2 separate regions of the Homo sapiens genome follow, and region 2 is linked to region 1. Evidence: read pairs that join two places in POLR2A ChIA-PET (ENCODE). Cell type or tissue: A673. All regions are shown on one strand. Each heading gives the region's core, and the rest is flanking DNA. Links, peaks and the distances in the headings are about the cores only.

The links. ChIA-PET counts read pairs that join two places held together with the same protein. Peaks named below come from ENCODE experiments on the same cell type or tissue, not always from the same donor. Only the 100,000 strongest peaks of a DNase experiment are listed, where the experiment ranks them.
Region 2: POLR2A ChIA-PET joins it to region 1 with 10 read pairs; 5 of 35 experiments call an interaction of 5 or more read pairs at or near these places.

Annotation. Positions count from the first base shown.
Region 1 is chr1:51,840,810-51,848,809 of GRCh38, forward strand. The region is part of intron 1 of NRDC (nardilysin convertase); the gene reads right to left. Among named protein-coding and RNA genes, the nearest start is that of MIR761, 8.4 kb to the left of the region's middle. In A673, for the core only: a CTCF peak has its summit at 3,842; DNase peaks (open chromatin) are centred at 492, 1,662, 3,402, 4,192 and 2 weaker places; H3K4me3 peaks cover 2,693 bases; H3K27ac peaks cover 7,635 bases.
Region 2 is chr1:51,921,902-51,939,525 of GRCh38, forward strand. It overlaps RAB3B (RAB3B, member RAS oncogene family), which reads right to left. Exons shown (of 5, transcript NM_002867.4): 3 at 15,393-15,511; 4 at 11,417-11,541. Among named protein-coding and RNA genes, the nearest start is that of NRDC, 52 kb to the left of the region's middle. In A673, for the core only: no CTCF peak of the experiment used is centred there; a DNase peak (open chromatin) is centred at 9,750; H3K27ac peaks cover 1,599 bases.

The DNA of each region.
Region 1 (8,000 bases), core at 1-8,000:
GTAGCTAAAGATATGCAACTCACCACTCAGCCTCCCCTATTTCTCAGTTTGTAAGTATTTAAACATTCTATCATACCAGAAGACTTAGGCTAAGATAAATTGTATCCCTCAATATACAGAACAGTCATGTCAGCTTAATATTAAAGCAAAATCACACAAAATTAAACTGCTGATTTTCTTTTCTATAAAATGTTTGACATATCAGTCTCCAAAGCTGCCTTTATGAACTAAAAAGTGGTTATATCTCTATGAAAATGAAATCCCCCACAGACTGGTAGCCCCGCAGGAAGATTATTCTGCTTTTTTTGAGACAGAGTTTGCTTTACTGCCCAGGCTGATTTTAAACTCTTGGGCTCAAGCAGCTCACCTCAGCCTCCTGAGTGGCTGGGATTACAGGCATGTGCCACCATCTCAAGCTCCTGATTCTTATCTGCAAAACTACTGTGCCAGTTTGATGACTAGGTATCTATTACAGACCACTCCCATTTACACTAATTTTTTTTTTCCTTTTTCTTTGAGACAAGGTCTCACTCTGTTGTGTAGGCTAGAGTGCAGTGGCACGATCTCAGCTCACTGCAGCCTCGACCACCTGGGCTCAGGCAATCCTCCCACCTCAGTCTCCAGAGTAGCTGGGATCACAGGCACAGGCCACCATACCTGGCTAATTTTTGTATTTTTTTAGAGACAGGGTTTTGCCATGTTACCCAAGCTGGTCTTGAACTCCTGGGCTCAAGCAATCCACCCATCTTGGCCCCACAAAGTGCTGGGACTACAGGCATAAGCCATCGCATTCAGCCCCATTTATACTAATTTTTTCATGTATTTATTCAATAAACATTTATTTAGCACCCTTTACATATCAGATATCATGCTGCATTAAGGATAAAAAGGATAAAACAAAATTCCTCATCATCAGGCATTCACTGTCTAATAATGAGATGAGCCAGTATAATACAGAATGACAGAGATAAATACAGAATGTAAGAAACAAGCAGTCAGGGAAGGCGTCTAAGACAAGGTACACTTAAAAAGTCAAGCAAAAACTAAGAATAACATGCAAAGAAAGACAAGGAAGAGAACCTTTGGCCTAAGATGGAAGACTGAACACTGGGATTTATCTACTTTCCATATAAAATAATCACATTTGGAGCTCAGGAGTTCAAGACCAGCAGGCAACGTAGCGAAACCTCATTTCTACAAAAAATACAAAAAATTAGCCTGGCATGGTGGCATGCGCCTGTAGTCCCATCTACTTAGGAGGCTGAGGTTGGGAGGATGATTTGAGCCCAGGAGGTCCAGGCTGCAGCGAGCCCAGATCGGGCCACTTTACTCCAGTCTGGGTGAAAAATGAGACCCTGTCCCAAAAATTAATAAATAAATAATAAAAAATAATCACATTTAAGTGATAGAAAAAATGTTTGGTTTTTTTTTTTTTGGTTTTTGAAAATAAAATCATGACAGACAGAAAACAGGAAAGGACACTGTTAGCAGATTACAAATTTTTAGAAATCATTAGAAGACATGCAAATTTGATCAGATTAATGGAGAAAACCACAGACCTATAAACATGTAGTAAGATATTGGTTCTTCCCAGGAAACCCTAGAAAAAGTCTAAGCTTCAGATCAATAAATAAGAGCAAAGAGAGCCTCAGGGCAATAAGCTCAATTATGTAAACTGGAAGCAATCCAAGTCTACTGACAGCAGAATAAAAAAACTGTGGTATATTCATATAATGAAAATTTTCTTCACAGTGGAATATTGTAACACAGGGAAATACAGAATTCAGCAACAAACTACGACAGTGGTTAATCTTAAAAACATGAGTGAAAAAAGCAAATCACAAAAAAATACTATATGAGTACCATTCACATAATGCCAAAAAACAAGCAAAAGTAAACAGTATATTATTTAGGTATACATATATATCCAACTTTTTTTAAGCAAAAGAATGATAAACACAAAATGCAAAACAGGGCAGGGCACAGTGGCTTGCGCCTATAATCCCCGCACTTTGGGAAGCCGAGGCAGGTAGATTGCTGGAGTCCAGGAGTTCAAGATCAGCCTGGGTAACATGGCAAAACCCCATCTCTACAAAAAAAAATACAAAAATTAGCTAGGCATGGTGTATCTATGGTCCCAGCTACTCCAGAGGCTGAGGTGGGAGGATGGCTTAAGCCCGGGACATGGAAGTTGCCGTGAGCCACGTTCATGCCACTGCACTCCAGCCTGGGCAACAGAGCAAAAACCTGTCTCAAAAAAAAAAAAAAAAAAAAAAGCTAACTACTTGTTGGGGTGGGAGGGCAGGGCAACATGTAAGGATACAGAGGGATTAAAATGTTCAAGACCACCAGAAGTAGACAGCAATATGCCACCTCTAAATATGCCTCCTTGGCATAAGGATTGTTGAACTGAAGGCAATTAAAAAGCAGATGCAGGAAAGCTCTCTGCTATCCACTTGCCTAAAAGCAAGACATAAATTTACTCCAAAGACAAAAAAGGTTAAAAAAAAAAAAAAAAAACCCAACCCCTGTTTACCGTGGAAGAACACAAGTTAACCACCAAATACAACTTTACACCTGTATTGGTCTGGATACGACACCAAAGGAATCCACATTAACAAGTTTACTAATTATGCTTTGCCTGCCATTATTTGCCTTTCTACAAGTTGCTGCCCCTACAGACTCAAAGTCCTTTTTCTTTGTCTTGACACTTTGCTAAACATTTGTTGAAGATACTATATAAGCAGGAATTAAAAGCCAACTCATTCTGAGTATCTCCCATGTATTTATGAATTATACATGTTAACAAACTTATATTTGTTTTTCTTTTGTTACAGGGGACCATTCCAAATAATAACTTATGAGGGTTGAAAAAAATTATTTTCCTCCCTTACACAACCCAACAGCAGGACAAGTTAAAATCCAAGAGCTATTTTCCAAGAATATGAACAATCTGTCCAGAAATAAATTCTAAGATGAATCTCAGAGATGCAGAATCATAGAGAAGCAGTTTGAGGTAGTCCCAATATCTGTATCAGATACCAACTCAGGTTGGGGGAAAAAAAAAAAAAGCCAGGGAAGGGGAACTTTACTTGGTCTTTGTAAGGTGCATTTTTTTTCCAGCTTAAATTTTTCATAAACAGAACAGAAAAAATCTAAAAATCTACTATCAAAATAATCCTATGCATTCTACTTTCAAAATAAATCACAATTCTGATAACTTCTCATCAACTCTACAGCTATTTCCTTAGAGCATGTTGTCATCGTGTCTAATCTCCTCCTAACTCTCTGTTTCCATTCTAACCTCAATACCCTGGCTATACTCGCCTCCACCACCACCATCCCCCGACGCCCCAACACACCTCAAGTCAATTCTCAGCAGGCTAAGTAAAGCAAATGAGCCCTGCTATGGGCTGAAATGTGTTCCCCCCAAAATCCTATGTTGAATCCTTAAACCCTACTACCTCAGGATGTGATTGTATTTAGAGACAGGGCCTTTAAAGAGGTAATTAAGCTAAACATCAGGCCTCTAAAGTAGGTCTGAATCCAATCTGAATGGTATCCTTATAAAATGAAGAAATTTGGAAACACGATGGTACACCAGATATGTGTGCACACAGAGAAAAGACCATGTGAGGAGATACCAAGGAGAAGGCCAACCGCAAGCCAGAAAGGCCTCAGAAGAAACCGAATAGGGCCGAAGAGGACGGATCATGAGGTCAGGATATCAAGACCATCCTGGCCAACATGGTGAAACCCCGTCTCTACTAAAAATACAAAAAAATTAGCCAGGCATGGCGGCGCGTGCCTGTAGTCTGTCTCAGCTACTCGGGAGGCTGAGGCAGAATTGCTTGAACCCGGGAGGCGAAGGCTGCAGTGAGCCGAGATGGCGCCACTGCACTCCAGCCTGGGCGACAGAGCAAGACTCAGGAAGAAAGGAATTCCGGAAGGGAGGGACGGAGGGAGGGGGGAGGGGGGAAGGGGAGGAGGGGGGAGGGAGGGAGGAAAGAAGGAAGGAAGGAAGGAAGGAAGGAAGGAAGGAAGGAAGGAAGGAAGGAAGGAAGGAAGGAAGGAAGGAAACCAAATAGGCTGACAGCTTGATCTTGAACTTCTAGACCCCAGAGCTGTTATTTAAGCTACTCTGTCTTTGATATTTTGTTATGGCAGCCTTAGCAAATTAATACAAGGCCATTTCCCTTTTCAAAATTCATCATTGGCTTCCCATCATACTTAAAATCCAAAATCCTTACCATGGCCTATACAATGCTCAACATAATCTCGTTCTCATTTACCTCTCCAACCTTCTTTCCCACTACTCTTCCTTCATTCTGTTTGCTCTAAACAAATGACTTTATTGTTGTTTCCTAAACACTGCCAACAGACTCTCAGTCCAGGGCCTTCGTGCTTGCTGTTCTGTTGGCCTTAGGGGCCCTTGACCCAGATAAAGTATGTGCCCGACTGCTCTACCTCTTTCAAGTCTTTCATGAAATGTCTCCTTTTGGCCCGGCCGCAGTGGCTCACACCCGTAATCCCAGCACTTCGGAAGGCCAAGGCGGGCAGATCACTTGAGGTCGGGAGTTAAAGACCAGCCTGGCCAACAATGGCGAAAACCCGACTCTATTAAGAATACAAATATTAGCTTGTGTGGTGGCATACGCCTGTAGTCCCAGCTACTCAGGAAGCTGAAGCAGGAGAATCACTCGAACCCGGGAGGCGGAGGTTGCAGTGAGCCAGGATTGCACCACAGCACTCCAGCCTGGGCGACAGAGCGAGACTCCGTCACAAAAAAAAGAAAAGAAAAGAAAAGAAATGTCCCGTTTTCAGAAATGCCTTCTCTGACCACACTACCTAAAATAGCTCTTTCGCCCATTTCTATTCTCTTTTATCCTACTTTAACCTTCTTCGCACCATTTATCATTACTTGATTTTATTTTCTGCCTGCACCATTAGAATGTTATCTCTGAGGACAGAGCTTTTCTTTCCTTCACAGCTATATCCTGGGACAACACCAGGCATATATATACCAAACATTTAATAAACAGATATTGAATAAACAAAAGAATGTTAACGCCTGGAGGGGACCTGATACATAGTAGGTACTTAATATCTACTTAATGAAACAAAATGAGACAAAATCTAACACCTAATTTAAAAAAAAAAGAAAGCTATGTGTACAACATGTATCCATTAAATGCATATAAAGTTACAACAACAGAACTAAAAGTACACAAATCAAATGGAATGGTAATGTATATATCTGGGGAAAGGAGAAAAACTAGAGATACAAAGATATTTTACACTTTATAATTTTTTTTTTTTTGAGACCAAGCCTCACTCTGACGCCCAGGTTGGAGTGCAGTGGTGCCGTCTCGGCTCACTGCAACCTCCACTTCCCAGGTTCAAAGTGATTCTCCTGCCTTAAGCTCCCGGGTAGCTGGGACCACAGGCGTGCACCACCGCACCTGGTTAATTTTTTTATTTTTAATAGAGACGGGGTTTTCACCATGTTGGCCAGGCTGGTCTCAAATTCCTGACCTCAAGTGATCCACCCGCCTCGGTCTCCCAAAGTGCAGGAATTACAGACATGAGCCACCGTGCACAGCCGACACTTTATAATTCTTAAAACATTTTCACTCTTTTTGTGTCTGGAATTGTTGGGTTCTTGGTCTCACTGACTTCAAGAATGAAGCCGCGGAGCCCCGCGGTGAGTGTTACAGTTCTTAAAAGCGGCTTGTTTGGAGTTTGTTCTTTCCAATGTTCGGATGTGTTCAGAGTTTCTTCCTGCCTGTGGGTTCGTACTCTCGCTGGCTTCAGGAGTGAAGCTGCAGACCTTCAGGGTGAGTGTTATAGCTCATAAAGGTAGTGAGAACCCAAAAAGTGAACACCAACAAGATTTATCGCCAACAGCGATGGAACTCGACCCAAGTGGGTTATCACCCCAGGAGCCTGCAGCCTGCTTTTATTCTTATCTGGCCCCACCCACATCCTGCTGATTGGTCCATTTTACAGAGAGCCGATTGGTCTGTTCTACAGAGAGCTGATTGGTCCATTTTGACAGGATGCTGATTGGTGTGTTTACAATTCCTGAGCTAGACACAAAAGTTCTCCACCTCCCCACTAGATTAGCTAGATACAGAGTGCTGATTGGTGCATTTACAAACCCTGAGCTAGACACAGAGTGCTGATTGGTGCATTCACAAACCTTGAGATAGACACAGAGTGCCGATTGGTGCATTCACAATCCTTTAGCTAGACATAAAGGTTCTCCAAGTCCCCACCAGATCAGCTAGACACAGAGTGCAGATTGGTGCATTTACAAACCTTGAGCTAGACACAGAGTGCTGATTGGTGAATTCACAAACCCTGAGCTAGACACAGGGTGCTGATTGGTGTGTTCATTAACCTCGAGCTAGGCACAGAGTGCTGACTGGTGTATCCACAATCCCCCCAGCTAGACATAAAGGTTCTCCGAGTCCCCACTAGACTCAGGATCCCAGCTGGCTTCACCCAGTGGATCCAGCACCGGGCCAGCAGGTGGAACTGCCTGCCAATCCCCTGCCTTGCGCCCGCACTCCTCAGCCCTTGGGCGATGGATGGGACTGGGCGCCGTGGAGCAGGGGGCGGCGCTCGTTGGGGAGGCTCGGGGAGTGCAGGAGACCACGGCGGGGTGGGAGGCTCAGGCACGGCGGGCTGCAGGTCCCGAGCCCTGCCCTGCGGGGAGTCAGCTAAGGCCCGGCGAGAAATCGAGCGCAGCGCCAGTGGGCTGGCACTGCTGGGTGACCTGACGCACCCTCCGCAGCTGCTGGCCTGGGTGCTAAGCCCCTCACTGCCAGGGGCCAGCGGCCACTCTGAGTGCGGGCCCGCCAAGCCCACGCCCACCTGGAACTCTAGCTGGCTCACAAGCCCCTCGTGCAACCCCGGTTCCCGCCCGTGCCTCTCCCTCCACACCTCCCCGCAGGCTGAGGGAGCCGGCTCCAGCCTCCGCCATCCCAGGAACGGGCTCCCACAGTGCAGCGGCGGCCTGAAGAGCCCCTCAAGCACAGCCAGAGTGGGCACCGAGGCCGAGGAGGCGCCAAGAGCAAGCGAGGGCTGTGAGGGCTGCCAGCACGCTGTCACCTCTCATTTTGTAATAAAAAATATTCATTTATGATTTGTACAATAAAAATGATTTTGTAAAAATACACAACTCACTCCTTAGCAAATTAAGAACCTACACATAAAGCCCTTAGCTTTATGGAGGATCACGTCTATAAATCAACATCAAATCCATTTTAAAGACAGTCATGAACAAAATGTCCTTTATCGTCACTACTATTCAATATTATATTGGAGGTCCTAATAAATGAAAAAAGATGCAAAATGTATATAAATAAAAAATAATTACGGTGGGGCGCGGTGGCCCACGCCTGTAATCCCAGCACTTTGAGAGGCCAAGGCGGGCGGATCACAAGGTCAGAATATCAAGACCATCCTGGCTAACACAGTGAAACCCCGTCTCTACTAAAAATACAAAAAAAGAAAATTAGACAGGCGTGGTGGCAGGCGCCTGTAGTCCCAGCTACTCAGGAGGCTGGGGCAGGAGAATGGCGTGAACCCGGGAGGCGGAGCTTGCAGTGAGCCGAGATAGCGCCACGGCACTCTAGCCTGAATGACAGAGCGAGACTCCGTCTCAAAAAATAATAATAATAATAATAAGGTACAAATATCGAAAGCTAAAACAAATCACTGCAAAACATATTATTACCTAGAACAAGAGAATTACCAAAAACAAAACCCAAAAACTATTATTAATAAATAGAATTCAGCAAAGTAGCCAAAATCAAAGAACTATAAACAAAAATCAGTAGCTTTCCTATACATCAAAGTAAGATTTTTTTAAAATCCCTTTGGCCAAAGCAATATAAACTATAAAATGCATAAATATACCTAATAACAATAGCTCACATTTTTAATGTATTAACTTACATGTCTTAACCCAGTTAATCTTCACAATAATCCTG
Region 2 (17,624 bases), core at 5,856-13,855, 87 kb after region 1:
TAGAGAGGGCTGAAGCCCCCCAGGTATAAACAAGGCCTCTCTTTTCCCAGCCTTTTGGCTGGAAGGCACATGCCATTCCTGCCAGCCCACCTCCAGCTGACAGCCTCTCCTGTGGCCCATCTCCTGACCTGAGAAAGACAAGCAGCAGAAGTGCCTGCTAATTGTGGACATGTGATGAAGAAGGAGGCAGCTGCTGGCTCATTATACTCAGGCCATAGAAACCCAGTCAGCTTCAGAGACCCTCCAGCATATCGTTTTTCCTTAATGAACGTCACAAAAATGGACTCCCCAGTCTTTGACTGCCTTATCACAAGTGGCAGTGTTTGGGGAGGTGCGGGGAGTGTATTGTTTATTTGGGAAAGAGGCAGACCAGTAAGTAAGTAAATAGGTTTTCAGCTCAGATGAAGATGAGGACACAGTTCAAGGCCAGGGGCACAAATCCCTTGTGAGGAAGTGGCACTGAGGGGAGGACATGCCACATTGTACAGAGGGCAGCTACTAGCTGTGTGATCTTGGACAAGTTGCCTAATTGCTCCCAGTCTCTGTTTCCTCATCTATAGAATGAGGCGAATACTACCTACCCCATAGGATAGTAATGAAAATTAAATCCATGAAAGTATATGACATGATTGGCATGTGAATACATGGCAATTCTCTTTCCTATATGTTCCTGGCCCACCTTACTCCCAGCTTCCTTGCACCTCTACTGTCTCCAGGGCCTTTGGGGAAATCTCTTTGTCTTCATCACTTAGGGTCAATCAATAAGCCAGGTCTTTTTTTTTTTAATTTCATTTTTATTTATTTATTTTTTGAGAGACAGAGTCTTGCTCTGTCGCCCAGGCTGGAGTGCAGTGGCACAATCTCGGCTCACTGCAACCTCTGCCTCCCGGGTTCAAGCGATTTTCCTGCCTCAGCCTCCTGAGTAGCTGGGATTACAGGTACCCACCACCACACCCGGCTAATTTTTGTATTTGTAGTAGAGACAGGGTTTCACCATGTTGGCCAGGCTAGTCTGGAACTCCCAACCTCAGGTGATCTGCCCGCCTCGGTCTCCCAAAGTGCTGGGATTACAGGCATGAGCCACAGTGACTGGCCCACCAAGTCTTTATTGAGCATTGACCTTGTGCCATGTCTTGTGTTGAGTGTTAGAGATACAGACACAGGGAGATCAATTATAGTTGTAGAAAAGACATGCTAATAAAGGCATCAGTCTCTCCCATCTGCAGTTCACATTAACAGTTCACAAATACGAAAACAACCATGTGAGTGGGGTGGGGCAAGGCAAGGGTTAGCACTTGTAATTTGCAGACAGGAAAACTGAGACTCAGAGATGGGCCAGGGGTCTATCCCTTATGCCTCCTTGTCTCACGCTCAGTTGGAACAGCAACAGAACAAGCTGTAACATTCTAACCCAGGTAGAGGAAACCAGAGGCCATGCAGGGATGCAGGAGAGGGAGAGGCTGGCAGGGAAGGAGAGGAGGAGGAAGCTTCTTGAAGTTAGTGAGGATGTGAGCCTTTAAAGTCAGAACTCAGGCTGGGTGCAGTGGCTCACGCCTGTAATCCCTGCAGTTTGGGAGGCCGAGGTGGGTGGATCACCTGAGGTCAGGAGTTAGAGACCAGCCTGGCCAACATGGTGAAACCCTGTCTCTACTAAAAATACAAAAATTAACCGGGTGTGGTGGCACTGCCTGTAATCCCAGCTACTCGGGAGGCTGAGGCAGAAGAATTGCTTGAACCTGGGAGGCAGATGTTGCAGTGAGCTGAGATTGCGCCACTGCACTCCTGCCTGGGCGACAGAGTGAGACTCTGTCTCAAAAAAAAAAAAAAAAAAGTCAGAACTGAGCAAAACTGGCTAGGTGCTAGTGGCTCAAGCCTGGAATCCCAGTACTTTGGGGGTGCCAAGGCAGGAAGGTTGCTTAAGGCCAGTTGTTCGAGACCATAAATAAATAAATGAATACACAAATAAATTACATTAAAAATAATTAAACAAAACTCTTCACCTAACTTCTTCTCATTCTTCAGGACTCAGCTTACATATGGTATCTTCATTCTCCTCTGTGCTTCCTCCTGCCATAGCACTTTTTACCCTGCATGGCAGAAGTCCATATAGACAGGGAGCTCCCCAAACAGGAACTATGTCATTCTGAGCCCCAGCACCACCTGGAAGAGTAGGTGCTTAGTGAATGTTGGTGGAATGAATAGTTGAATTAAGGAGGTGGGAATGAGCAAGGAGGGTGTGGTTGAGGGGATACGGATAGTGTGGGTCATGAAAGCTCAGCTCAATGAGCACGGTGCTGGGCATTGGGGACAGCAAGGTGAATCAGACACAGCCCTTACCTTTGAGGAGCCCCTAGTGTGTTATGGAAGATAGACACATTGACAATATTACAGGGCAATAAGTGTTGGAATGGAGGGAAGCCAGGGGATTGTCAGGGCACAGAGAAAGCATCTAACCAAGCCTGGAGACCAGGGACGGTTTCTTGGAGAAGCTGATGCTTAAGCAGATATCAGCTAGACAAAGACATGTCACTGTGAGTGTATGTGTGAGCACAGGCATGTCTAGCATAGCACAACAGGCAGGGGAGACAGCATGAATAGAGCACAGATAAGGGGGCAAAATCAGCCTTGGTCTATGCCAAAAGGGCCATAGCAGTTTGTTATCCTTAGAGCAGAAAACCCTAAGTGGTGAGAGTTGAGTCAGCAGGGGGCCAAACAGGGGGAGCTCTTGTGTCATGCCAAAGAGATGTCTTTACTGTCATCTCAAAGGTACCCGGAATGTGAGAACTGTGACTCAAGTTACCAACTCATGGGTCTAGCCAGCTCAAGGGCCTCTCTTGCTTAGCAGAATAACCCCAAATGCACCCCACCCAATTACTGTCAGATTCCTGAAATATTCTTCATTAGTAGGTCCATATGGTAACCTTTTCTTCAGGTTCATTAATAAGGACTTTTAGGAGCTGAGAATCTAGTGAGGCCAGGAAGATGACAACCAATTATCCAGACTAGCCCCCAGTCCTTTTCTTCTCCTAATTGGCTTCAGAACAATGACATTTCTGCTGTTTTTAATGGGGCTCAATTCTTAACTGAATCTGAGATGTTCCTCCACCCCCCAAAAATGATCACGTTTATCTACTCTGTCCAAAGGCAGCTGTCACAGACCCATAGACTGCATCCACACTGCCTGCTTCTGAATACGACCTCAGAATTCTATTCAGAAACTTGCAACCAGCTAAACTCACCTCTCCTCATCCCAACACTGCTCCAGAACATGTCTCCTCCACGGTTCAGATCCCTTCTCCATCCTGCTCTGACACCACCTCATCTCTGTCATTTATCAACCTTCAACTCACATCCTCTGGTCACTGATGATTTGGGCTCAGTGGGACTCACTGTCTTCCTTTCTACTCAAGGCTTGTTTTCATTCTCTGGAACTTTGAGTGTCATGTGGACAATCCATCCGGCACCTTGGATGGACCTTCTCTTCCATTTTGCTTCAGCTATTCACCTGTCCCTATAACTTGAGCTATTTTGACTTGGATTTGTGTCACTGGAATTGAAAGAGGTCTGATCAATTCAATATCCAGCCTCACTGGCTGAACACCCAAGACCTGGCATGGCCTGGTCTCTACTCCCCCAGCTTCATCTTCCTGGCTCACACTATGCTCCAGAAACATCAGTGCTTCCTGATTTTGTGCCATTGCTCATGTTATTAATCTCTAGCTACTACTCCTAATCATCTTCATTATTCATCTGTGGAATTACTGATCCCAGAGAAGCTTCACTTTTTCTTCCCCACAACACCTCTACCACTCAGAACATATAATGTCTCTCTCCCCTGTACTCTCATGGCACTTTGTGTGATTGTTTCAGTCAGATTCCAACCAGAAAAATGGGAACTATTCTTTAAACCAGAAGGAATTGCTTATATAGGTGATGGAAGAACTAAGAAGCTAAACAGAATATTGAGGAAACCCAGAGATTATCAAAAGCAAAAAATACTAGTATTAGAGCTAAAAGATGCTGGAACCATGAGAGCAGGAGTCACAGTAGAGGAGCAGCCCCTGCTGGGGGGCCAGCTGAGGCAGGGGGAAAATACCTGGATTTCTCCCTTTGCTGCATCTCCAGTCACCTGCCAATATCTTCCTTTGGCTAGTCCCAGCCAGAAGCTACCATCACAGGAGGCTGGGAAACATAGCCTGCAAAGGTCAAACCCTCAGAAGGGGTTGCAGGAAAAACAACAGGAGAGGGTGAAAAATAATAGCAAGTAGGATGAGGACTGGCATAGCCATCGACCCAAAGAAGGTTATAATTATCTGTTTGCAATTTTGTTTCCCTAGTCAGTGTGCATCTTGAGGGAAGGGAACCCATTCACCTCTGTGTCCCCAGAGTCCATGATGTGTTCAGTGACTGTGAACTGCCCTGCCTGCAAGAGATTTTATACCTCCACATTACCACTAGCTTGCAGTGCCTCCTTGTGGGAAGAATACGTCTCCCCACTCCATTGACATCGAGTTTGATTATGTGACTTGCTTTGGCCAATGGATGTGGGCAGAAGTGATGTGATCCAAGTCCCAAGGAAGCTTTAAGAGGCTTTGTGTGGTTTAGCCATTCCAAACGGACCCCAGAGTAAGAAAATGCATGGAACAGAGTTGCAGCTGACTTGTAGCTGGTATGTAATGAGTGAGAAAGAAACCCTTATTCTCCTGACTCAGGCTGTGTGTTACCACAGCATAATCTAAAGAAATCTCACCAATATTGTGGCTGAGGGTGGAAATGTGAAGAGAAACTATGACAGGCTTTTGGGAAAACACCATTGGATGATATGAGAACATTAGGATTTTAAGTCAAAGTCTGAGTTTGAGTACGGGGCCTGCCATCTACTACTTACATGGCTTAGAAAAGTTACATAATCTTAGAGTGGGAAAATAAAGGCACAGAAGTGTGGCACAGCTCATTGTGTGCAAGAAAATGCAAGTGGTCTGGACTCAGCTTCTTCATCAAGAAAATCACTGGTTTACTGTACTGGTGATAATATACTATGTACTATACAGCAATACAGATACTGTATTACAATAGCTGATGATAATGCAGCCTTCTGTGCTAGAAGTGACAACAAAGGTCACAAGAGGATTTTCGTGAAAGCATATTGTGAATTTTAAGTCACTGTTAGTTATTATCAATGCCAACTAGGCCTTTCTTTCTCTGCAACCAGACTCAATGACACAAGGTTCCTTGGTTCATCTCAATCTAGAAAACACACACACACACACAGATTTATTGAGCACCTAAAATAAGCAAGGCAGTGTATGAGAGTCTGTGGGGTCTGAGTCATGAATGCGGAATTGGGTAAACTGAAATCACAGAATCAAAGTGGGATAGGGCCAAACAGATCTTCCTACTCAACTAATCCAAACTGCATGTTTTACAGATAGGTAAATACAGAGACCCAGAGACAGCAAATGCAATGCTCAAAGTCACATAGTAAAGTAGTAGCAGAAGCAGGATAAAACTCTGAATCTCCTAATTCCTAGTCTGGGCGTGCTTTTCCCACTACACTATGCTGGTATGTGTGTGTTTCAAAACTACATTTTGGGCTGGGCATGGTGGCTCAAGCCTGTAATCCCAGCACTTTGGGAGATCAAAGCTGGCAGATCACTTGAGCCCAGCAGTTTGAGACCAGCCTGGGCCACACAGTGAAACCCCGTCTCTACCAAAAAAGCAAGCAAACAAACAAGAAACATAAAAGTTAGCTGGGCATGGTGGTGCATGCCTGTAATCCCAGCTATTTGGGATCAGGAGACTGAGGCAGGAAGATTGCTTGAGTCCCGTAGGTGAAGGTTGCAGTGAGCCAAGATTGTGTCACTGCACTCCAGCCTGGATGACAGAGCAAGATCTTGCCTCAAAACAAAATAAAACAAAAAACTACATTGTGGATGGTCTCTCCTTCCTTTGTAGGCAGAAGCATATTTCCCTTTTACTAGCCTCCCTGGGTTCTGGTCAGATCTCCAGTCAGATCCAGGAAAGGGACAAGAAGCCCCTTTCCGAGGAGCACATGGAGGCAGAACCCTAAAAGGTCATGCTTCTTGAAATAAAAGTCCCTAAAACTCCTCTACTGTTCCAAACACCCACCTGCCTCAGCATCTATATGATCTCAACCAAGTCCCAGGAACTTTGAGGATATGGAAGGCCAATCACAACACACAGCTTTTTTTTTTCTTTTTTTAGATGGAGTTTTGCTCTTGTTGCCCAGGCTGGAGTGCAATGGTGCGATCTCTGCTCACCGCAACCTCCGCCTCCCCGGTTCAGGCGATTCTCCTGCCTCAGCCTCTCGAGTAGCTGGGATTACAGGCATGCACCACCACGCCTGGCTAATTTTTGTATTTTTAGTAGAGATGAGGTTTCTCCATGTTGGTCAGGCTGGTCTCGAACTCCCGACCTCAGGTGATCCACCTGCCTCGGCCTCCCAGAGTGCTGGGATTACAGGCGTGAGCCACCAAGCCCAGCCTCACAGCTTTAATAAACACGAATTGTTGGCCATATCAATAGTCTTGACTGAGAGAGCTGAGAAAAGCTACAAGAAAGGGAATCCTGAGGAGGGATCCCATAAAGCAGAGAATGGCATTACTGCACTGGCAAAGATACCACTGAAACTGACTTAATACCTGAGACAGCAGAGGGGTAGTCACTGGGTGAGGGTGAGGAAGGCTGAACATCCCCCTTCACTGTTCCCAGATCTGATCATATCCTTGCAAAATTCTTAACGTGGTCTACAAGATCCTGCATCATCTGATCTCTCCCCATCTGTCCATCCTCATCTCATGCTACTCTCCCTTGATTATTTAGTCCCTGTGCCATGGCCTTCTTTCAATTTCATGAATATTTCATGCTTTAACCCACATTGGGACTATTCTGGATGTGGAATATGCCCCTCCCTACACTCTACTCTTTGCCTGGCTAGCCTTTTCTCATCCTTTTGTTCTCACCTTAAGTGTTACTTTCTCAGAAAACCTTAACTCTCCAGCCTAAAATTAGGTTTCTCTCTTGCACTTCTTCATAGCACTTGTGGTGGACTTATGTTAACTTCTATCTGCCCCCTTCATTCCCTCCTTTAGGAAACCACCATTTTAAACAGTTATATTGGGACTATGTTGCCATACTTGCCTCCCCCAGCCACTGGGATGGGCACATGACTCACAGGTGACCAATCATAGTATTCTCTGGGATTGATTCATAGTGGTTGGGAGAGAGAAGGTCTCTTTTTGCAGGAATTGGGAAGCCATGAATCTGCCATCATCCCTCTAACTCCCCACGCAGAGAGTCTGGCTATAGAAAGAGGCTGAGGGGATAAGTAAAGCTGAGAAATGGAGAGTGCAATTGAGCCCTGGGTCTTGTGGACTTCCCAGTTACAGGAGCTAATACATTCTCTCCCTTTTTTTTTCTTTTTGAGATGGAGTCTTGCTCTGTCACCCAGGCTGGAGTGCAGTGGGGCAATCTCAGCTCACTGTAACCTCTGCCTCTTGGATTCAAAGGATTCTCCTGCTTCAGCCTCCCGAGTAGCTGGGACTACATGCTCGGCTAATTTTTGTATTTTTAGTAGAGATGGGGTTTCACCATGTTGACCAGGTTGGTATCAAACCAGGCTGACCTCAAGTGATCCACCCACCTCAGCCTCCCAAAGTGCTGGGATTACAAGTGTGAGCCACTGCGCCCAGCCAATTCTATTTTTTTTATTAAAGCTAGTTTGATTTGCAATTTTATCACTTGCAATAACAAGAGTCCTAACTCAAGTAGAACTTATCACAATTTTAACAGCTGTATTGAGCCATAATTCACATACCATACAATTCACCCATTTATTTGCACAATTTTTAATTAATATTTGTGTAAGTATTTATTTAATGTCTCTTTCCCCATTAGTTCCATGACAGTAAGGATTGCAGCTGTTTGTTCATCATTCATTATATCCTAAGTGCCAGGGCAGAACTTGGCTCAGCGTGCTCAATAAATGTTTTTCACTGAATAAGTAAAATGTATTAATGAATATCTACCCTATGCTGGGTCCTTAGGATAATGAAACAAATCAGACACAATCCATGCAGTAGAAGCCTAGGAGGAGAGATAAACATGTAAATAGGCAAGTTCTGGTGATCAATAGCAGAAAGCTCAGGGAGTCGAGTTAGGCAGAGATGGGTTACTTTGACCTGCCCAAATCTAACCAATTCATTAAGGTCTTCTTCAAGTGCCTTCCTAAAAACATGGCACTAAGATTTAATCTCAGGTGTTCTATCTGTGTTCCTAAATAAATTTGATAGGTTTATACTGAGTCCACCACTTGCTAATGGTATAGCTTGAGCAAGTTATTTAACCTCTCTGAACCTCATTTTTGAGAGTATTGGACATGCTCTATAGTACCTAGCTTGAAGGTTTATAAAGAGACTTAAATGAGATAATTAATGCTAAACATTTCACATAGTGCCTTGTTCAATATATATCAGCTATGATTACCACATTTGCTGTGTAGTAAAGTTAAGTGGTTAGGAGCACAGGCTCTGGGAGCCAGACTACCACCTGAGTTGAAATACTGGTTCTACCCTCTTACTAGCTGTGTGACTTTGGCAAGTTACTCAACTTCTCTGTGCCTCACTTTTCTCATCTGTTAAAAAAAACACACACACACAAAATGTGGAGATAAGGAAAGAACATATCTTGGAGGGTTTTAGAGGGATTAAATTAGATGCATAATACTTTGAAACACTTAGAATAAATAGTGCCTGACACATGGTAAGCACCTAATAAATGTTTAACCAATTCACCTTTAAAAAATCTTAGAATGGCCATACAAGGTGGCTCATGCCTATAATCCCAGCACTTTGGGAGGCTGAGGTGGGCAGATCACCTGAGGTCAGGAGTTCGAGACCAGCCTGGCCAACATGATGAAACCCCGTCTCTACTGAAAATACAAAAAATTAGCCAGGCATGGTGGTGGGTGCCTATAATCCCAGCTACTCAGGAAGCTGAGGCAGGAGAATCACTTGAACCCGGGAGGCAGAGGTTGCAGTAAGCCGAGATCGCCCCACTGCACTCCAGCCTGGGTGACAAGAGTGAAACTCCATCTCAAAAAAAAAAATCTTAGTGAGAAGGGCTTGGCATGCTGGTATATTTTTTTCTAATACATATCCAAATATGTATTAGAAAATAAATACAGAAAATCATCCTGCACAATTCCAGTGGCGTGAGTCCCCTCTTTGGGCAACACTACTCCAGACTCACACCATCCAGTGATTTATGGTTCCCTGACCCACAAGGCAGCTCCTTGCCTCTGCCAGGGTTATGCCCCTGCCTGGAATGCCCTTAACTTTCTTCTTCACTGGACTGGTCCTACTTATCTTCAAGACTCCACTTGGGCATCATGTTCTCTGATCCCAGGAGAATGACGTTCCTCCTCTATGCTCCCCCAACATCCCTCTGTCACAGCCCTGACCAATTGGACTATGACTGTTACTGTAGGCTTTCTCACTGGATCGAGCTTATTCAGACCAGGAAATGTAGCCTATTTCACAGCTCAGGGCCTAGAACAGAGTAGGCACTCAGGAAGTCTTCACTGGACAATAAAATGAAGTACCCAAATACTTAACATCATAAAATTAACCAAAACATATTTTTGCATCCTCCGTGCCCGGCCATATGCTAGGCACAGTAGGCACAAAGACAAACAAGATTCATTTCCTGTCTGCAGGGAACTTTCGGGAGACAGACAAGTAAATGAGTGCATCCAACTGTGATGGGTACTGTGACTCTTTTACGTATGGGGTGCATTGAGAGAACAAATAAAGAGCTCTGGCAGGGGGCTGGGAAAGGTTTCATAGAAGATGTGAAGTGTAAGCTGTTTTGAAAGCTGAGTGGGGTCTCACCAGCTGGATGAGGGTAGAAGATGGGGAGTAGAAGAGAGCATTCCAAGCAGATGAAATATAGTCAGTCCAGGGAGAGTGCTGGGAGCCTCCAGGGAGACTACAGGTTGAAAGCCTAAAGGGACCGTCTAAAGTTCACCAGGTGTGGGCTTCATCACTTGCTTATTGGTCAATGGACCACATGGAGGCACTTTCTGGACTCTGAGAACCTCTGTGATAGTGTAGAGACAGCAAGGCCCAAGATGACCCAACCTCCCTGTTTATTAAGCACTTATAGTTTGCTACAGTTTACAGGACACCTTGGGGAGAAAAAAGTATACAACACACACACACCCACATACTCATAATACAAATATATAAAACACACAATTCACACTTGTATTTTATACAGATTACCCACCTATAAGCCCAAATATCTGTTCTTCAGAAACTGTCAGAGACTTTAAACTCTCCACTCCTCAATACTTACAACACTAAGGATGTGAGATATACTTAGGGAGACTGTCTAAAAGCTAAGCAGTACATCTATTCTAGAGGAAGATTTCAAACTTTCAAACCTACAGGCATGGAACTCTTTTTGTAAGGCAACCTTACCCTGGACCCCAATACATAAAATAAAAGCTCTTCTTTTAAGCAAAGGTAGGTAGAGTTCTGCTTTGGGGCCACTGAGACATGCCTGGGCACCTAGGCCTCAAAGGAGCACAAGGATCAAAATATGTTAAGCTTGGAAAAAGTCAGGACACCGATGAGCTACATACTCAAACCACATAGTTTTGTTCCTTCATACTATTACTTTTGTTGTGAATTGTGTTTTGGTGAGAAGCATGAATTTGCATTGAGATAAACTGTAAGAACAGCATATAAATACTCAGTGCTGGAAGGATGTTTGATATTCAAGACATGGTCACATTCAGCATACAGAGTCTGCTCTACAGTTGATGATGAAGAGTAGTGCTTCTCTGGAATAATGGGTTTGTTTTTATACTAGGACACTCTAAACCATGTAGCTGATTATGTTTCCCTCTTGGCAAAGGTTGCTAGGAAGCTCAAAGACAACATTTTGGCCCCAACTCTTGCAGGTGTCCAAGAACTTAATACTTACCCTAGCTTCCTCTTATTTTTCCCTCACCCTTGCTTTCCCTTTGCTCCAATTTTCTCACTTACTTATTTATTTTTATTGTTGTATTGTGACCATTTTTATAAGATATCTCAAGTCCTTTGTGGAAGGAACTGGTAAAAAAAAAGAGTTTATAAATTTAAAATTTATTTACACATTCAATATAACAAAATATATACATATCAAAAATGATGAATTATCTAAAACTCACAGCACAAAGCCCATATGTACCTCATACAAATATAAAACAATACACACAGATCACATAGGTACATAATTCACAATCACAACACTAATGTCATAAATACAAACACACTCGTACCCTGTTTACCCCACTCTCATGAGCATGTGTACAAATGCACACATGCACATACATGTGTCATGTACATACCAAGCTGCTCTGCAAGGAGCTGGCCCTTCTCAGTGGGAACAACCCTCTCTTCCTCCATGTCACACTTGTTCCCCACCAGAATAACTTGTGCATTGTCCCAGGAGTAGGTCTTGATCTGAGTAGCCCTAAAATGAGATAGAAAGAGATATGTTAATCATATTCCTATAGACTGAATGTCTGTGTCCCCACCTCCAAATTTACATGTTGAAGCCTAATCCCCAATGTAATGGTATTTGGAGGTGGAGTCTTCGGGATGTAATTATGTCAATGAGGCTAGAGTCCTAATAAATGTGTCCATATAAGAAGAGAAAGAGGCTAGAGCCCTCTTTCTCTCTTGGCCATGGGAGGATACAACAAGAAGCTGGCTGTCTCCAGATACTGGAGCTGCTGGCACCTTGATCTTGGACTTCCTAGCTCCAGAACTGTGAGAAAGAAATGTCCGTTATTTAAGCTACCAAGTCTATAGTATTCTTGTTATAGCAGCCCAAACTGACCAAGACACATACCCTCCTATGACAAAAAGAAAACTGTGAAGTGTGAAGAAATGGTTTCTCTTCCACAGGACTAGCAACATCCAAGTTATTGCCAATTAATTCAGCTGAGGACAGACAGATACCTGTCCCTGCTGGCTGTCACAGATGCTGACTCCTAAGCCCTAGCTGCAAACCTCATCCATCTTTTTGAAGTCCACCTCTACCATATCTGGCCATCCCTCTCCTCACTGGGCAGAGAGGTCTTTCTAAAACAGGTATTTGATCACAATGAATCTTTTCTTAAAAGCCTTCTCTGGCCCCCAGCTAGCTATGTGATCAAGTCCAGATTCCTCAGTTCAAGATCACTCATGCTGTGTCTCTCCAGCCTCATTACCCATTCTCCTGCCTCCCTAACCTTTTTACTCATTCCCCAAAAGCTCTTCCATGGCTTGTGCTTTTGCCTACACTGGGAAGTCCTTCCCCACAACTAACTCATCCTCCAGGGCCCAGTGCTGATCCCACAACACCTTGAGGGGAGCCTCTTCAAGCTTCTCCTAGATCCACTTAGCCTCCACCTCCTCCTATGTGATTCATAAACCTTCCCTGAAGCCTCGGATTATGATTATTTGCAGGAACCAAAATGTCAGCAGTGGTTACCTTCATATAAGATGATTATAAGACTTTTAAAAAATACTTTTTGGCCGGGTGCGCTGGCCCACGCCTGTAATCCCAGCACTTTGTGAGGCCGAGGTGGGCGGACCACGAGGTCAGGAGATCGAGACCATCCTAGCTAACATGGTGAAACCCCGTCTCCACTAAAAATTAAAAAAAAAAAATTAGCTGGGCATGGTGGCAGGCGTCTGTAGTCCCAGCTACTCAGGAAGCTGAGGCAGGAGAATGGCGTGAACCCGGGAGGTGGAGCTTGCAGTGAGCCAAGATCGCATCACTACACTCCAGCCTGGGTGACAGAGCGAGACTCCATCTCAAAAAAAAAAAAAAAAAAAAAAACCTTTTCAAATTTCTGTACTTTTCACATTTTTAAAAGTGAGCATGTATTACTTCTTTAATTAAAAACAAAATTTTAAGAGGAAATAAAAAAGGACTCTCTTATATTATGAAGACATCTTTTTGTGGAGATGGGCCTAACATTCCCCAAAGACCCCATCAGGTAGAAATGATTACTTCCTCTTTTGGTCTCCTGCACGTTCACCATGACACCTATTACACTTGGCTGAATTTGTCTCTCTCCCTGAGGGCAAGGACCGGCCTATTCATCTTTGGGATGCCAATACCCAGCACAGAACACACAGCGAAGAAGGTGTCAGTGAATGCTGATAAATGAACGAGCCAGTGAATGGTCAGTCCTGAAGCAGATCTTGAATCTGACTCTACCCTGACACTGACAACCTAACTCAACCCTAACTGCAACCTGAACCTACTACTGACCCTGCTCTTAAAGTTGATCTTACCACCAACCTTCTCATTTATGGTGAGAAGCCATTCCCTCAAAGGATGGAATTCACTCAACCACCACTTCTTGTGGGCCCACAGGAAACCAGGCCCCATTCTGGGCACTGGGGCTTGGATGGCAGGTAGGGGTGAGACTGAGACCAAGTTACCCACAGACAAAACTCAAAGGCCAGGGCTTGGGAGAGATAGACCCTCAGTCTTCAGACTCAAGGCAGGTAACTGGGGCCAGCTCTCCTTATCTCCCATGCTACTCTTTCTTTCATCTTCCTCCCTTCTCCCACCCCATTTCCTCTCAGCTCCCAGGTTAGCAACAAACTCAGGTTATTCTTGGAGGAATCGTCACCAGGTGTTAAAGTCACCGTGTTCCTGAGGCAGAATGAACAGAGACTGAGGGAGGAAGGGAAGGGGGTCAAGGCCAACAGGGAAATGGGCAGCGTGGAGACACTTCAGGGGAGATGTGATGAGAGAGAAGAGGAGGAGCAGGGAGAGGGGAGGAAGGGAGGAAAATGATGAGTGGAGAGAGTAAAGGGAAGGGGAAGAGAACAGAGGAAGGAGAGGAGAAAGACCCAAGGTAGAGGGAAGAAAGAGTTATTTAAAAGGAAGGGACAGAAAGGAGGAAGAAGAGGATAACCAGGAGGCAGAAAAGGAGAACACAGACCCCCAGGAATGACAGACATGCTGATGACACCCTGAACTGCTGGTCAGAACAGGGGAGTGCAGCAGGCAGCCCACAAGGTCACTCTCAGCTCAAGCTGTGTATGTGAAGCCAACACAATTATGACAACTGCTCCCTGGGAGAAGCGAAGTCCTCGAAGGTCACCATTAGGCAAAAGGGAGAAGGAGACAAGCCCAGCACTGGCCAGCACTGCTGCTGTGTGCCTGGTCTGCTCAGCCTCTCCGATTCTGAAGGACAGCCACCACACAGATGTCCCACCTTCCCCCATCCTCATCTGAGCAGGGACACTGGGTCCTGGCCCTCCCTCTCATGTGTCCTTCCCCTCAGGCTCCCTTCTCCTGGGAATCGTGCCCCAGGAAGAAAGCTATAAGTTGCTCAGAGGTTGCAACTCTGGGGTGCTGTACTGATTTCCATTGCATATTGAGCCTTGATGAACTTGGACTGTATGTGCTCCTGGACACCTGGCTCAGCCCAGGGATAAACTTTAAGTGCTATGTGGATTCACTCTCCACTGGAGCTACAGTAATCTTCCTGAAACACAAATGTGAACCTGTTGGTTTCTAATTCATACGTCATCACCTATGGGACAGAATCCAAACTCCTTATAGCAGCACACAAAACCCTTCATGACCTATGCCCTTCAACACTCGCACCTACCTTCTCACCTTTGCACATCTGTACTCATTTTCTGGAACATCCTTATTCATTTGTCCCTCGGGCTAACTCCTGTTCATCTTACAAAATGCAGCATATGTGTCAGCAACTCCAGGGCACTTTCTCTGACTCCCTAAACTGGGTCAGAGAGCCCTCTGCTGGGTTCCCACAGCCCTGATGCCTCGCTTCATCACTGCACCTAGCACACATTTTCTTTTCTTTTCTTTCTTTTTTTTTTTTTAAGATAGAGTCTCACTCTGTTGCCCAGGCTGGAGTGCAGTGGTGTGATCTCAGCTCACTGCAACCTCCGCCTCCCAGGTTCAAGCAATTCTCCTGCCTTAGCCTCCTGAGTAGCTGGGATTATAGGCACGTGCCACCACGCCTGGCTAATTTTTGTATTTTTAGTAGAGACGGGGTTTCACCATGTTGGCTAGGCTGGTCTCAAACTCCTGACCTCGGGTGATCTGGCTGCCTCGGCCTCCCAAAGTGCTGGGATTACAGGCGTGAGCCACTGCACCCGGCCTATCACATGATATTTTCATTCCTGCTTATGGATCTGTCTTCTGCTCTCGTCTGTAAACTCCTGAGGCCAGTAACCATGTCTGATTCATCTGGGCTTCCCCAGCACACAATACAGGACCTAGCACATGTTAGGTTTTAATGAACAGTTTGTTAAATGAATGAATGAATATGGGTCTCATACCAGTCTTGGACAGCATTGAAGGACTCTTCATTGGTGATGTCATACATCAGAATGAAGCCCATGGCCCCACGGTAATAGGCTGTTGTGATGGTCCGGTACCGCTCCTGCCCAGCTGTGTCCTGGGCAGGAAAAGAAAAGAAACAATCTCTTAGAAAGTCTGCTTTGGTTCCTAAAAAGTCCCCAGGACAATTAACTAATAACCCAAGACATTTTTTTTTTTTGAGATGGAGTTTTGCTCTTGTTGCCCAGGCTGGAGTGCCATGGCGCGATCTCAGCTCACTGCAACCTCTGCCTCCTAGGTTCAAGTGATTCTCCTGCCTCAGCTTCCCGAGTGGCTGGGATTACAAGCATGCACCACCATGCCCAGCTAATTTTGTATTTTTAGTAGAGACAGGGTTTCTCCATGTTGGTCAGGCAGGTCTCGAACTCCTGACCTCAGGTGATCCACCCGCCTCGGCCTCCCAAAGTGCTGGGATTACAGGAGTGAGCCACCGCGCCCAACCCAAGGCATATTTAAGGAGCATCTATTATGTGTCTTGTATTGTGCTTGCTGACTAGATTAAAATGATTTTTTAAATCTCATAGAATTTAATAAGAATAATTAAAATCCTAAAGGAAAAGTGGACAAGAGGCATGAACAAGCACATAAGAAATGTTGAGTGGGTAATTATTACATAAAAAGTTTTAACCTTATTTTTGTTTCTTTTTTTTTTTTTTTTTTTTTTTTAAGACAAAGCCTTACTCTGTTGCCCAGGCTGAGAGCCCTGGCACAATCATAGCTCACTGCAAGTTTGAATTTCTGGGCTGAAGCAATGCTCCCACCTCAGTCTCCGAGTAGCTGGGATTAAGGTTTTGTGCCACTGTGCCCAGCCCCTTATTTTTAATAATAATTCCCATGATTGATAAGCATGCAGTGAAATATACAAATTCACATCTTGCTTGTGGGAGTGGAACTTGGTTTAGCCTTTCTGGGAATCAATTTGGAAGTCTTAAGAGCATTAAAAATGTTCATACTCTTTGACCCAGAAATATTCCTTCTGGGAATTTTTCCCACAAAATTAGAAAAATTTTCCCTATAAAAATAGAAAATCAGACAAATATGTATGTACAAAAACACATTTGTTAAAACTTTATCTAGACAGTGAAAACATATCATCAACTTATATATTCAACAATAGGAGAATGGTTAAAATGTAAGAATTTTTATGTAAGTTCATGTATGTAAGAATATTTAACGATATGAGACAATACTTGTATGTGTGATGTATTAGTTTTATAACTATATGTGCACAGAAAAAAATAGAAGAAACACATCAAAAGGTTAATAGAGATTTTCTCTGAATAAGAGACAAGAATTACTGAGATTTTGATTTTCTTCATGTAATTTTTTTTTTTTTTTTGAGACAGGGTCTCACTGTGTGGCCCAGGCTGGAGTGCAGTGGAGCAATCTTGGCTCACTGCAATCTCCACCCCCTGGGCTCAAGTGATCCTCCCACCTCAGCCTCCTGAGTAGCACACCACCACACCCGGCTAATTTTTGTATTTTTAGTACAGATGACGTTTTACCATGTTGCCCAGGCTGGTCTCAAACTCCAGAGCTCAAGCAATCCACCCACCTTAGCCTCCCAAAGTGCTAGGATTACAGGTGTGAACCACTGTGCCCAGACTTCTTCATGTATTTTTATTATCTCTACAATGAGCACATATTACTCTTATGTAAGGAGAAATAAACATTTTTTCAAAAAATGACTTTAAGACAATTCTTAATCACAAGTAGCTCATAGTCTAGTTGGAAAGACAAACACGTAAGCAAGCAACAAAGACAAGACCAACAGCAAAGGGTTATCAGGGCACATTGGGATGCTTCCAAATTTTCCACACAGTCCTCGTGTGAGGGACCAGCCAATCTTCTCTATATCATTACAGTCTCAGAATGTGTGATGCTTAAGCATATATAAAACATGTCCTCATATATTACCTCATTTAAATTCTATGAGATTCCAGTGAGGTAGGTGTCATTATTATTTACACTTTATAGTTGAGAATGCAAAAATTGCAGAAAGGGCAAGTGACTTTCCCAAGGTCAAGGTCATAAAGCTGGTGACAAAAAGGTAGGCCTTAAATCTGGGACTTTTTTTTTTTAAGAGACAGGGTCTCACTCTGTCACTCAAGCTAGAGAGCAGTGGCACAATCATCATAGCTCACTGCAGCCTTGAACTCCTAGGCTCAAGT